Regions from separate parts of the Homo sapiens genome. Here region 2 is linked to region 1. A link is a contact called in ENCODE Hi-C or POLR2A ChIA-PET data. All regions are on one chromosome and are shown on one strand. The core of a region is the stretch at or near the end of the contact, and the rest is flanking DNA. Distances in the headings are between cores, read along the strand shown. Region 1 overlaps MUC5B (mucin 5B, oligomeric mucus/gel-forming). Region 2 overlaps LINC02689 (long intergenic non-protein coding RNA 2689).

Evidence for each region. Hi-C counts contacts between places; a loop is a spot of excess contacts on that map. ChIA-PET counts read pairs that join two places held with the same protein, here RNA polymerase II (POLR2A).
Region 2: a map of HepG2 shows a loop between it and region 1 (5-fold over the local background). The contact joins two enhancer-like sites. A Hi-C loop is called at or near these places in 1 of 168 maps with a recorded cell type or tissue (HepG2). POLR2A ChIA-PET finds 5 or more read pairs at or near these places in 4 of 52 experiments (CD8-positive, alpha-beta memory T cell, Panc1 and WTC11).

Annotation. Positions count from the first base shown.
Region 1 is chr11:1,260,158-1,265,870 of GRCh38, forward strand. MUC5B (mucin 5B, oligomeric mucus/gel-forming) reads left to right here. Exons shown (of 49, transcript NM_002458.3): 47 at 194-236; 48 at 469-571; 49 at 1,232-2,015. The coding sequence ends at 1,451. Among named protein-coding and RNA genes, the nearest start is that of MIR6744, 6.4 kb to the left of the region's middle. RefSeq lists silencers at 1-179, 2,333-2,482 and enhancers at 2,046-2,551, 4,446-4,505. Within about 2 kb of position 2,579, at least 26 of the 41 ENCODE cell types and tissues checked have a DNase peak (open chromatin) inside an H3K27ac peak, as active enhancers do.
Region 2 is chr11:1,355,700-1,361,412 of GRCh38, forward strand. LINC02689 (long intergenic non-protein coding RNA 2689) reads left to right here. Exons shown (of 5, transcript XR_930972.2): 2 at 5,016-5,109. Among named protein-coding and RNA genes, the nearest start is that of LINC02689, 8.2 kb to the left of the region's middle. RefSeq lists enhancers at 3,536-4,037, 4,038-4,537. Within about 2 kb of position 2,677, at least 2 of the 41 ENCODE cell types and tissues checked have a DNase peak (open chromatin) inside an H3K27ac peak, as active enhancers do.

The sequences.
Region 1 (5,713 bases), core at 1,329-3,828:
CCCTGCACAGCAGGGAGGCCCCACCCCTGCTGGGGAGGCCCCACCCCTGCCTGGGAAGCCCCACCCCTGCCTGGGAGGCCCCGCCCCTGCCCGGGAGGCCATGCCCCTGCCCGGGTGGGCCCCTCCCCAGGAGGCCGCACCCACCAGGGAGGCCCCGCCCACAGCCCTGCCCCCTGTCTTTGGCCCCCACCAGGGGAGCCTCAGGAAAACCGGCTGCTGCTACTCCTGTGAGGAGGGTAAGTGGAAGCCACCTTCCCACACCAGCCCTCCAGCTCCAGCCCGTCGCCACCCATCCATTCCTGCCCAGACATCTGCACTAGGCAGCAGTGGGATGCCCGCGTCCAGACTCCACCCTCGGTCCTGGAGGGCCATGGGAGGGGTGGTCCCATGGGGAGGGTCGGCCCAGCAAGTCCAGGCCCTCAGAGTGAGGGTCCAGTGGGGCTCCACATCTGCCTTTCCTCCTCCCAGACTCCTGTCAAGTCCGCATCAACACGACCATCCTGTGGCACCAGGGCTGCGAGACCGAGGTCAACATCACCTTCTGCGAGGGCTCCTGCCCCGGAGCGTCCAAGTGAGTGGGCTCCTGGCCCTGTGCCAAGAGCACCTGCGTGTGGTGGGTCCGCCCTGGCCCGTCAGCTGGCTGGCAGCCTGCTCTGGGTCAGGAGGGCCTACGCCAGCTCCAGGAAGGAGGGAAGGGGCTCCCCAGCAGGGCTCCCCCTCTCCACGTCCATTGGCAGAAAGCCTGGGGCCGCTCTCCTAGCCAGGCCAGGGCCCGGCTGAGCCGAGCCACATGGCACAGAGCTCCCCGCTGCGAACCCAGGTCCAGGTGTCCCCCTGGGGAGGGTGGGTGGAACCAGAGCCTTCTGTGAAGCCCCCCATGGCTTGCCACTGTGGTTGGCTGTCAGCAGGAGGGGCCAGAAGGGTTGACCCTTAGCTAGAAGAGGCAGGAGGAAGGGTCAAGGGCTGCTTAGGGTCAGCAGGATTGGAGGAGCTGGTTCAGACAGGGGAAGTGCAGGCCACAGAAGACAGAGCCGGGAGCCAAGGGACCCTGGGGGCCCAGAGCTGCCCCATCCTGAGAAGGTGAAGCCTCACGTGCCCACAGAGCAGGCCACTGTGGACAGAAGGGGGCGGCCGTCTGGCCCAGGACCCCAGAGGCCCATGTGTCACCATGGCTGGGCAGAGAAACGGCGGGGCCAAGGTGGCTGATGTGAGGGCCACCCTGCGTCCACAGGTACTCAGCAGAGGCCCAGGCCATGCAGCACCAGTGCACCTGCTGCCAGGAGAGGCGGGTCCACGAGGAGACGGTGCCCTTGCACTGTCCTAACGGCTCAGCCATCCTGCACACCTACACCCACGTGGATGAGTGTGGCTGCACGCCCTTCTGTGTCCCTGCGCCCATGGCTCCCCCACACACCCGTGGCTTCCCGGCCCAGGAGGCCACTGCTGTCTGAGAACGTTCTGCCTCCATCCCCATGCTCTGTCCACCTGGAGCCAGGATGTGCATTGTCTGATCATGAAAACCTTGGGCCTCCTCTGCGGAGCCCCCCGGCCTGTGTGTGGCACCCCGCGCTCCGTGCTCCTGCTGCCCACCCCGTGGGTGAAACCGGCCCCAGAAGGGTGAGGGGCCAGCAGGACCCCTTTCGGGAGGGCGCCACTCAGGAGTCCTACCCTGGGAGAGCCTGTGGCCCACCTTGGCCTTGCCCCTCCCTGATGTCACTGGGACGCCCTGGAACAAACTAAGCATGTGCGGGCCTATGTGTCCCTGCCACGGCCGGAGCGCCCGCGCAGCACGGATTCCAGCTGGCCACGTCCGGCCGCTGGGGCAGACAGGCTGGTCCAGGCAAGGCCAGCTGCTGCCAGGAAGCTGCGACAGGCAAGGCGGCCGCCTGTCCATGCCTGCTGCAGGGTAACTCAGGGCTGAGGTCGCAACGGCCAGGTCAGAGAGGGGTCAGCATCCCAAAGCCCCCTCTGCTCAACCCAGCCCAGTTTTGCAAATAAACCCTGAGCATTGAGTACGTTTCCTGTCCTGACGTCTTTTCTTGCCTACCGTCTTTCCCAGGCTGTCCAGGTCCTCTGTGGGCTGCTTGCCTGGGGCCTGCAGGCTGGAGGACACATCCGGGGGGCAGTCCAGGACCCCCAGCAGCCACTGAAGGACCAGGAAGCCTCTGGGAAGGCCAGGCAGGGTGGGGGACAAGGAGCCGCTTGGTCATCCACATGCCCCTGTGGGCACCCCGAGAGTCAGTCTTGGGCTGTGGGAGCACTGCCCAGGGGACAGGGGGCAGGGGGCCGCCAGGACTCAGAGGTCACCCCGGCTGTTATTTCCAGTGTAGGGGATTGTGTGAGGAAACCAGCTCATGTAGGAAGATGGAGGCAGTCAGTGGGGCAAGCAGGCGACCAGGCCCGGTCAGCGGGGAGGCAGCTGCCCCCCAGGGCAGGTGCACGGAGCCAGGTGCAATGCTCCCAGGCTGGTGCTGGGCCCTGCGGGGCCGCCTTTCACCCTGTTCCACGCGCACCTCTCCGGGAATGCTTTCCTTGGGGCACTTGCTACGCAAGCGACACGTGAGCTTGCTGGCTTCCTGTCCCGCCTCCTGTCCCGCCTCCTGTCCCGCCTCCTGTCGCGCCTCCTGTCCCGCCTCCTGTCCCACCTCCTGTCCCGCCTCCACACGCACGGGCAGGGCTTTCTGCCCTTCCTTTCTATTGCTCTGTCCAGAGCAGAGAGCACCCGGTGCAGACAGCAGGGTATCGGGGAGCCTGTGGGATGGGTGGGGTCAGCAGCTGGGGCTGCAGGTGTGGGCAGGGAAGACAGTGAAGGTGGTGCCAGCCAGGACCTAGGCATAGCAGGATGCAGGGAGCTTTGGACACAAAATGACCTCCTACTGGGCAGGGGGTGGCTACAGGCAGACCGTGGCCTGGGGAGACAAAAGCAATGCTCGTGCCTGGCTGCAGAAGCCTGTGGTGTGGGTGCAGAGCGGGGCCTTCCCCACACCGGGGCCTGCCTCTGCCCTGTGCCCTTGGGTGGGTCCTGCCCTGCCCAGGAAGTGATGCCATCACACTGTACATTTACAGAGCTCCCAGCTCCTGGGGGCCCAGCCAGGCCCCTGCCAGCGCTCCAGAGCTCCAGCCTCTCCTGCCCTCCTTGCCGAGGCCCAGCAGGGCCAGCCACCCCAGGACTGGGCTGGAGATAGGCAGGGGCCTGACAAGGTTGCAGGTGGGCTCTGGTGGGCGGTGGGCTAGGTTGGTCACCACTGGGGTGAGCTTCTATAGGTTTACCCTGCGTCTCCGAGGCTGATTGTCTGGAGGTTGCGCCAGGTCACTGCCTGACCTGGGTCTGCATTCCGCCACGTGTAAACAAATGGTTTCCGAAACCTCAGTCATTCCCATGGTGCGATGGTTTCCTTAGACCCATTTATGTCGGTGTATGGGTACAAGCACCCCTCTCAGAGGCCCATGCTGTGCTGTCTCTGTGCCCCAGAACCGTATCATTCAATCCTGACAATACCCTGTGTGGTGTCTGCTATTGTGTCTCCCACTCCACAGATGGGAACACTGAGGCACAAAGCAATGAAAAGGTGTGGTTCTGTCAGGGGGAAAGCTGGGCTCACATCCAGGCAGCCCAAGTCGAGGCCACACTCAAAACCACAGGGCTCTGCAATGCCCCAGAGCAAGTAACTATAAAAATAAACACAGTGGGCCAGGCGCGGTGGCTCATGCCTGTAATCCCAGCATTTTGGGAGGCTGAGACGGGCGGATTACGAGGTCAGGAGATCGAGACCATCCTGGCTAACACGGTGAAACCCCATCTCTACTAAAAATACCAAAAATTAGCCAGGCGTGGTGGCGGGCGCCTGTGGTCCCAGCTACTCAGGAGGCTGAGGCAGGAGAATGGCGTGAACCCGGGAGGCAGAGCTTGCAGTGAGCCGAGATCGCGCCACTGCATTCCAGCTTGGGTGACAGAGTGAGACTCCGTCTCAAAAAAAATAAAAATTAAAATTAAATAAATAAATAAACACAGTGAATACAAACCAATGTTACTTAGACTTTAAAGACGTTTTAAAAGGGATTTCTGGTTTCCAGATGGAAAAGTGGGCCTGTCTTCCCCTACAGACACAGAAACTGTGACAATGATAGAAAGAAACTTTAAAATAGCAGCAATTGAAAACAAGAAACTAAATCATCTGCAAAGCCAGCAGATATCCCGAAAAGGAAACATTTGGGAAGTGCTGAGAGGGGGGCCCAAAACTTTTTGTATGAGGCCATTCTCGCACTGCTACAAAGAAATACCTGAGACTGGGTAATTTATAAAGAAAAGAGGTTTAACTGACTCACAGTTCTGCCTGGCTGAGGAGGCCTCAGGAAACTTACAATCATGGTGGAGGGTGAAGCAGAAGCAGGCACTTTCTTCACAAGGTGGCAGTAGAGAGAATGAGACCTAGCAGGGGAGATGCCAGATGCTTAGGAAACCACCAGATCTCGTGAGAATTCACTCACTATCACGAGAACAGCATGGGGGAAACCACCCCCATGATCCAATCACTCCCAGTGTCCCTCCCATGACATGTGGGGATCATGGGGATGTATTAGTCCGTTTTCACACTGTCTTCATACCCAAGACTGAGAAGAAAAAGAGGTTTAATTGGACTTACAGTTCCACATGGCTGGGGGAGGCCTCAGAATCATGGTGGGAGATGAAAGGCACTTCTTACATGGCAGTGGCAACAGAAAATGAGGAAGAAGCAAAAGTGGAAGCCCCTGATAAACCCATCAGATCTCGTGAGACTTAATCACAATCGCAAAAATAGCACATGAAAGACTGGCCCCCATGATTCAATTACCTCTGCCTGGGTCCCTCCCACAACGTGGGAATTCTGGAAGATACAATTCAAGGTGAGATTTGGGTGGGGACACAGCCAAACCATATCATTCTGCCCTGATACCTCCAAATCTCATGTCCTCACATTTCAAAACCAATCATGCCTTCCTAACCATCCCCAAAAGTCTTAATTCATTTCAGCATTAACCCAAAAGTCTGCAGTTCAACATCTCATCTGAGACGAGGCAAGTCCCTTCTGCCTATGAACCTGTAAAATCAAAAGCAAGTTAGTTACTTCCTAGATACAATGAGGGTACATGTATTGGGTAAATATAGCTGTTCCAAATGGGAGAAATTGGCCAAAACAAAGGGGCTACAGGGCCCATGCAAGTCCAAAATCCAGCGGGGCTGTCAAATTTTAAAGCTCCAAAATGATCTCTTTTGACTCCAGGTGTCATGTCCAGTTCACGCTGATGCAAGAGGTGGGTTCTCATGGTCTTGGGCAGCTCCTCCCCTGTGGCTTTGGAGGATACAGCCTCCCTCCTGGCTGCTTTCATGGGCTGGTGTTGAGTGTCTGTGGCTTTTCCAGGCACATGGTACAAGCTGTTGGTGGATCTACCTTTCTGGGGTCTGGAAGACAGTGGCCCTCTTTTCACAGCTCCACTAGGCGGTGGCCCAGTAGGGACTCTGTGTGGGGGCTCCAACCCCACATTTCCTTTCTGCACTGCCCTAGCAGAGGTTGTCCATGAGGGCCCCGCCCCTGCAGCAAGCTTCTGCCTGGACATTCAGGTGTTTCCGTAAATGTTCTGAAATTGAGGCGGAGGTTCCAAAACCTCAGTTCTTGACTTCTGTGCACCCACAGACTCAACACCACATGGAAGTTGCTAAGGCTTGGAGCTTCTA
Region 2 (5,713 bases), core at 1,427-3,926, 96 kb after region 1:
GCAAGCTCCGCCTCCCGGGTTCACGCCATTCTCCTGCCTCAGCCTCCCAAGTAGCTGGGACTACAGGCGCCCGCCACTACGCCTGGCTAATTTTTTTTGTATTTTTAGTAGAGACGGGGTTTCACCGTTTTAGCCGGGATGGTCACGATCTCCTGACCTCGTGATCTGCCCGCCTCGGCCTCCCAAAGTGCTGGGATTACAGGTGTGAACCACCACAAACAGCCCCTCTTTTCCTTGCCTGGGTTAGGGACCCACTGAGAATAGGACAGGAGAAAAGGCAGATGTGATTTTTTCAGAATACCAACTTTCTACCCGGCCCCAGCACTGGCTGTCCACCCACGCTGCCCTGCCACCCACCCATGCTGCCCTGCCGTCCACCCATGCTCCCCTGCCGTCCACCTACGCTGCCCTGCCGTCACCACGGCACTCGGAGCTTCTGGAGCTTAGACTACTTTATCTTTGTGGCCCTTTTCTGCCTTCTTATCAACTCCCTTTCCCTGCCTCTGCAAACAATGCCGGTGAAATTTAGATAGGAGTTGCATTGTACACAGATATTACAGAGGGAAGGAATAACATTGTTACAACATTGACTCCCACACACAAACCTCTCTCTCTCTTGCTCTCTCTCTCTCGCTCTCTCTCTGTCTCTCTCGCTCTCTCACTCTGTCTCTCTCGCTCTCTCTCTTGCTCTCTCTCTGTCTGTCTCTTGCTCTCTCTCGCTCTGTCTCTCTCGCTCTCTCTCTGTCTCTCTCTCTCTCACTCTCGCTCTCTCTCTTGCTCTCTCTGTCGCTCTCTCTCACTGTCTGTGTCTCTCACTCTCTCTCGCTCTCTCATGCTCTCTGTCACTCTCTCTCGCTCTCTCTGTCTCTCTTGCTGTCTGTCTCTGTCTCTCTCGCTCTCTCTGTGTCCCTCTCGCTCTCTCATGCTCTCTCTCTGTCGCTCTCTCTCACTCTCTGTCTCTGTCGCTCTCTCTGTTTCTCTTGCTCTCTCTCTCTCTGTCTCTCTCGCTCTCTCTCTGTGTTTCTCACTCTCTCATGCTCTCTCTCTGTTGCTCTCTCTCACTCTCTCTGTGGCTCTCTCTCTCTCTGTCTCTCTCGCTCTCTCTCTTGCTCTCTCTGTCGCTCTCTCTCGCTCTCTCTGTGTCTCTCTCTCTCGCTCTCTCATGCTCTCTGTGGCTCTCTCTCTGTCTCTCTCTCTCTCTGTTTCTCTTGCTCTCTCTCTCTCTCTGTCTCTCTCGCTCTCTCTCTGTGTCTCTCCCTCTCTCTCGCTCTCTCATGCTGTCTCTCTCTTGCTCTCTCTCACTCTGTCTCTCTCTCTCTGGTCTTCTTTGAAGTCTTTCATTAAACTTTAATAATTTTCTGCTCACAGATCTTATATGTATTTTGTTAGGTTTATTCCTAAGTATTTTTTATTTTGGGGTTTGAATTTTCACATTTGTGTTTGATGCCCATATAGAAAACTGCAAATGACTTTCGAATGTTGATTTCTAGATTGGAGCATCTTGTTAAACTATTTTAATTCTCATAATTTGTGGATTGCAGTATTTTTTGTAAGTAATCATTTCCTCAATACATAGTTTAGTTTCTTTGTTTCCAATTTTTAATATCCATTGTTTCTTTTTAAAATTTATTTTATTTATTTATTAATTTATTTATTTTGAGATGGAGTCTCTCTCTGTCACCCAGGCTGGAGTGCAGTGGCGCGATCTCGGCTCACTGCAAGCTCTGCCTCCCGGGCTCATGCCCTTCTCCTGCCTCAGCCTCCCGAGTAGCTGGGACTACAGGCGCCCGCCACCACGCCCGGCTAATTTTTTTGTATTTTTAGTAGAGACGGGGTTTCACCATGTTAGCCAGGATGGTCTTGATCTCCTGATCTCATGATCCACCCGCCTCGGCCTCCCAAAGTGCTGGGATTACAGGCATGAGTCACCGCGCCCGGCCCGTTGTTGCTTTTTCTTGTCTGGTGGTGAGTGGGTCCTCAAGTTCTTTGTGGGTTAGAGGCAGTGAGGGTGAGTTGTCTCATTCCTGATTTTATTTAAAAATGTGTAATTGTGATGGTTGCTGTGCTTTGTTTTTTTTTGTTTTTTTTTGGTTTTTTTTGCGTATTCCTTTTATAAAGTTAAAAAAATTATTTTATTCCTAGTTTGGTAAGAGTTTTATCTTAAAATACTGTTGAATTTTATCAAGTATTTATCTTGCCTCTATTGAAATTGACATGTGGTTTTTCTTTTTGCACTGTTTTTGTGGCAAATCACAAGGCTGGGCCATGGAGTGACTATCTCCTGGGAGACTCGGGCGGGTGAGCTGGTCATGCCTGAGCTCCACCCAACCTTCTGCACTCCTCAGTCTTCCGATTCCTTCTCCACTTCCCCGAGGAACTCAACTGTTGGATTGTAGGGAGCACAGAGGTTGAGAGGCTTTCGGGAGACCTGGGAAGGTGGGCTCTGGACAGGAGAGGCAGGGGAGTTGCTGCCTGGCCCCTGCTTTGTGCAGCACCAGGCACAGGCTCAGAAGATGCTGCCGCCACACTCAGGGCTCCTGGATGATGCCACGGGCAGAGGCTGACCCAGAACCATTCAGGAAAGACATCCCAAGTGGTGTAGTCCAAGCTTCTCCTGCGCTGTGGGAGGAAAGCACATGAGGGTGGGGGTGTGCAGGGCTGTGACCAGCAAACAGGCCAGCACGGCCTGCTTCTGGTCACTGGCCAGGCCTGCCCTGCTGCAGAGTGAAGACTTCCTGTAAGGCCACCCGGCTGCTCCCTCCCGGCGACGGCTCTGCAGTGAGGCCCACGCCACCCGGCTGCTCCCTCCTGGCTATGGCTCTCCAGTGAGGCCCACGCCACCCGGCTGCTGCCCCCCAGCGACGGCTCTCCAGTGAGGCCCACCTGCCATCCCCCCGCACGGGTAAACAGAGGCCTGTGAGTCGGTGTGGCAACCTCCAGTCCAGGCGAGCTGCTTTTCTAGGTCAACACTGGTCCTCTCTTGCCATCCTGTAAATCAGATACCAAGTTTAAAAGCTGACCACAGAAAACCAAACATTGTGTGTTCTCACTGATATGTGGGAGCTAAGCTGTGAGGACGCGAAGGCATAAGAATGATACAGTGGACTTTGGGGACTTGGAGGGGAAGAATGGGAGGGGGCGAGGGATAAAAGACAACAAATAGGGTGCAGTGTATACTGCTCAGGTAATGAGTGCACGAGGATCTCGCAGATCAGAGCTCAAGAACTCACTCCTGGAACCAAATACCACGTGTACCCCAATAACTTATGGAAAAATAAAATAAATAAATAAGTAAATAAATAAATGCTGACCACACCCCATGTAAAACAGCAGGGAAGGGCTCAAGGAGGGGAAGTGGTGGGAGGAGAAAACGTGCGTGGCTGCCCCAGCCCCGCCGCCGCCTCTGCACGGCACGGTGTCCTGTCCGTGGCTCCATAGCCATTGTGTTCTCAAAGGGACTGAGCCGTTATTCGTCCTTTTCTTTGGGGTTGTTCCAAAATGCCATCCATGGTCGGGCGCAGTGGCTCATGCCTGTAATCCCAGCATTTTGGGAGGCCGAGGCGGACGGATCACCTGAGGTCAGGAGTTTGAGACCATCCTGGCCAACATGGTGAAACCCCGTCTCTACTAAAAATACAAAAATTAGCCAGGCGTGGTGGCGGGCGCCTGTAATCCCAGCTACTCAGGAGGCTGAGGCAGGAGAATCACCTGAATCCAGGAGGCAGAGGTTGCAGTGAGCTGAGATCACACCACTGCACTCCAGCCTGGACGACAGAGCGAGACTCTGTCTCAAAAAAAAAAAAATAGCAAAACATAAAAACAACAAAATGTCATTCATGAACTTTGGCTTCCAGGTGGTCTTGGGGAGACTCCAGGCTCAGCCTCCTCCCGCTGCTCCCTTGAAGGAGCCGTCCTGACTGTCCTTGGCCGCCTGAGCCCGCTGCCCCAGCAGGAGGTCTACTGCTCTGGTGGCAAGAGGACTCCTGGGCCTGTGGCTGTCCAGGCGTCCCCTTCAGGGGAAGCGTGTGTGTGACGTGAATACTCCGCACCACCTCAGCACCTGCAAAACCCAGACGTGCTGACGCGGGGAGCATGGGCTTAGCCGGTGCGTCACTAGGGCCATGGTGCAGGGAACCACCCTGGGCCTACGTGTCCCGGCTCTGGGAGAACATCACACATGGACCTGGCCCACCTTGTGGGACCACACCCTCCAGAGGCCTCGTCCTGTAGACAGCTGTCACACATTGTCACACAAGTGAGCCTTCAACAGCCCATGATGGGGGTGACGTGGCCCAGGTACAGCAAGGGAACGCATGGGCCTGAGCCCTTTCTCTCCCTTTCCTCTGTGGAATGGGGCCCTGGGTCGCAGCTAATGCTTTGTGGAGGACCATGACAGCTGCTCAGACTCTGCATGTGGTGTCGGCAGAAGTGCCATGACCAGGGACAGAAACTCATGTCCAGAGGAAGCGTCTATTCCAACCGGGACACATCGTTGCACCCTCCCTGATGGAGGGGTCCAGTGAAACCAACCTCCCCCCGTGACCGGCTCATCCCGTGGGGAACAGTGCAGTTTCAGGCCCACAGCTCTGGCTCTCTGCTGTTGGTTGTTGGGCTTTTGGCCGTGGTGGGGGGCCCATGTCTGAGGCTGGGCGCAGCTTCCATGCTCACTGCTGTGGGCACTGCCCAGGAGCCATCAAGCATGCCTGGGGTGGCTGGTGACATCCCCAAAACAAGCCGTGTGTTCAGCTGGCTGTGATGAGCCTCCTCCGTGGACACGCAAATATCCCCACGTCCTGTGCCCCTCTGGAAAGGTTCGTCCACAAGTCTCTCCCCAGCCTCCTTGTCATCAACCTTTCAAACAGATGGCTTCCAAGTCCCGGACCATCCGGCAAACCGTTAGCCACATCCCCTGAAGAGGTCTGGTCCTGTCCTCTTGTCCAGGCACAGGACACAGCCAGTGAGGCCGCCCCAAGCGCTGCTCGCTAGGACGACGCCCCTGTCCTGCCTCCCTACAGGGCCATCCCCAGATGAGGCTGCAGCATTGCCCCGTGTGCTCTCAGCTGGTGCCAGTGTTGTCTGGAACTGTCTGGACCTACCTGGAAACTGAGTGTGAGTGTTTGATTCCTCACTCCCCTGGTGGCTGGGAATTGCCCTGGAAGGCACTGGTGCTTGTGGAGGGAGAAATGGCAATGTCTGGGTGTGGGTGCTGTGGGCCTGGGTGCTGTGGACGTGGGTGCTGTGCACGTGGGTGCTGTGGGCCTGGGTGCCGTGGGCCTGGGTGCCGTGGACGTGGGTGCATGGCACAGATGGGCGGCCACCTGAACGAGTGGGAGGAGTGCAGTCCCAGGCCCTCCCAGAGACTGTGCCATAGTCTCCACCCCAAGTGACGGTGGAGGGATGCTGGGAACGGTAAGCTTTAATGCTTGGTGAATCTTGCATTGCCTCATTCATGACCGGTAGGTCACGTGGTCATCTGACACTTCCATCTCTTCCGAGGCCCAGTGGAAAGCCAGGAGCTGGGTCTCCAAAGGAAAATGGTTACTTTCAGAAGAGGGCATGATTTTTCTCCAAAACGCTGGGTGGCTGAGCTGGGATTCTTCTGAAGGGTTTGTCGGAAGCTCCACACGGCATCCCTGTCTGACACGGACCTGTTGTCACCGTCTGATTTGCTGAGACACGCGTGCAGAGGTGCCTGATGGCAGCCTGGACCTGC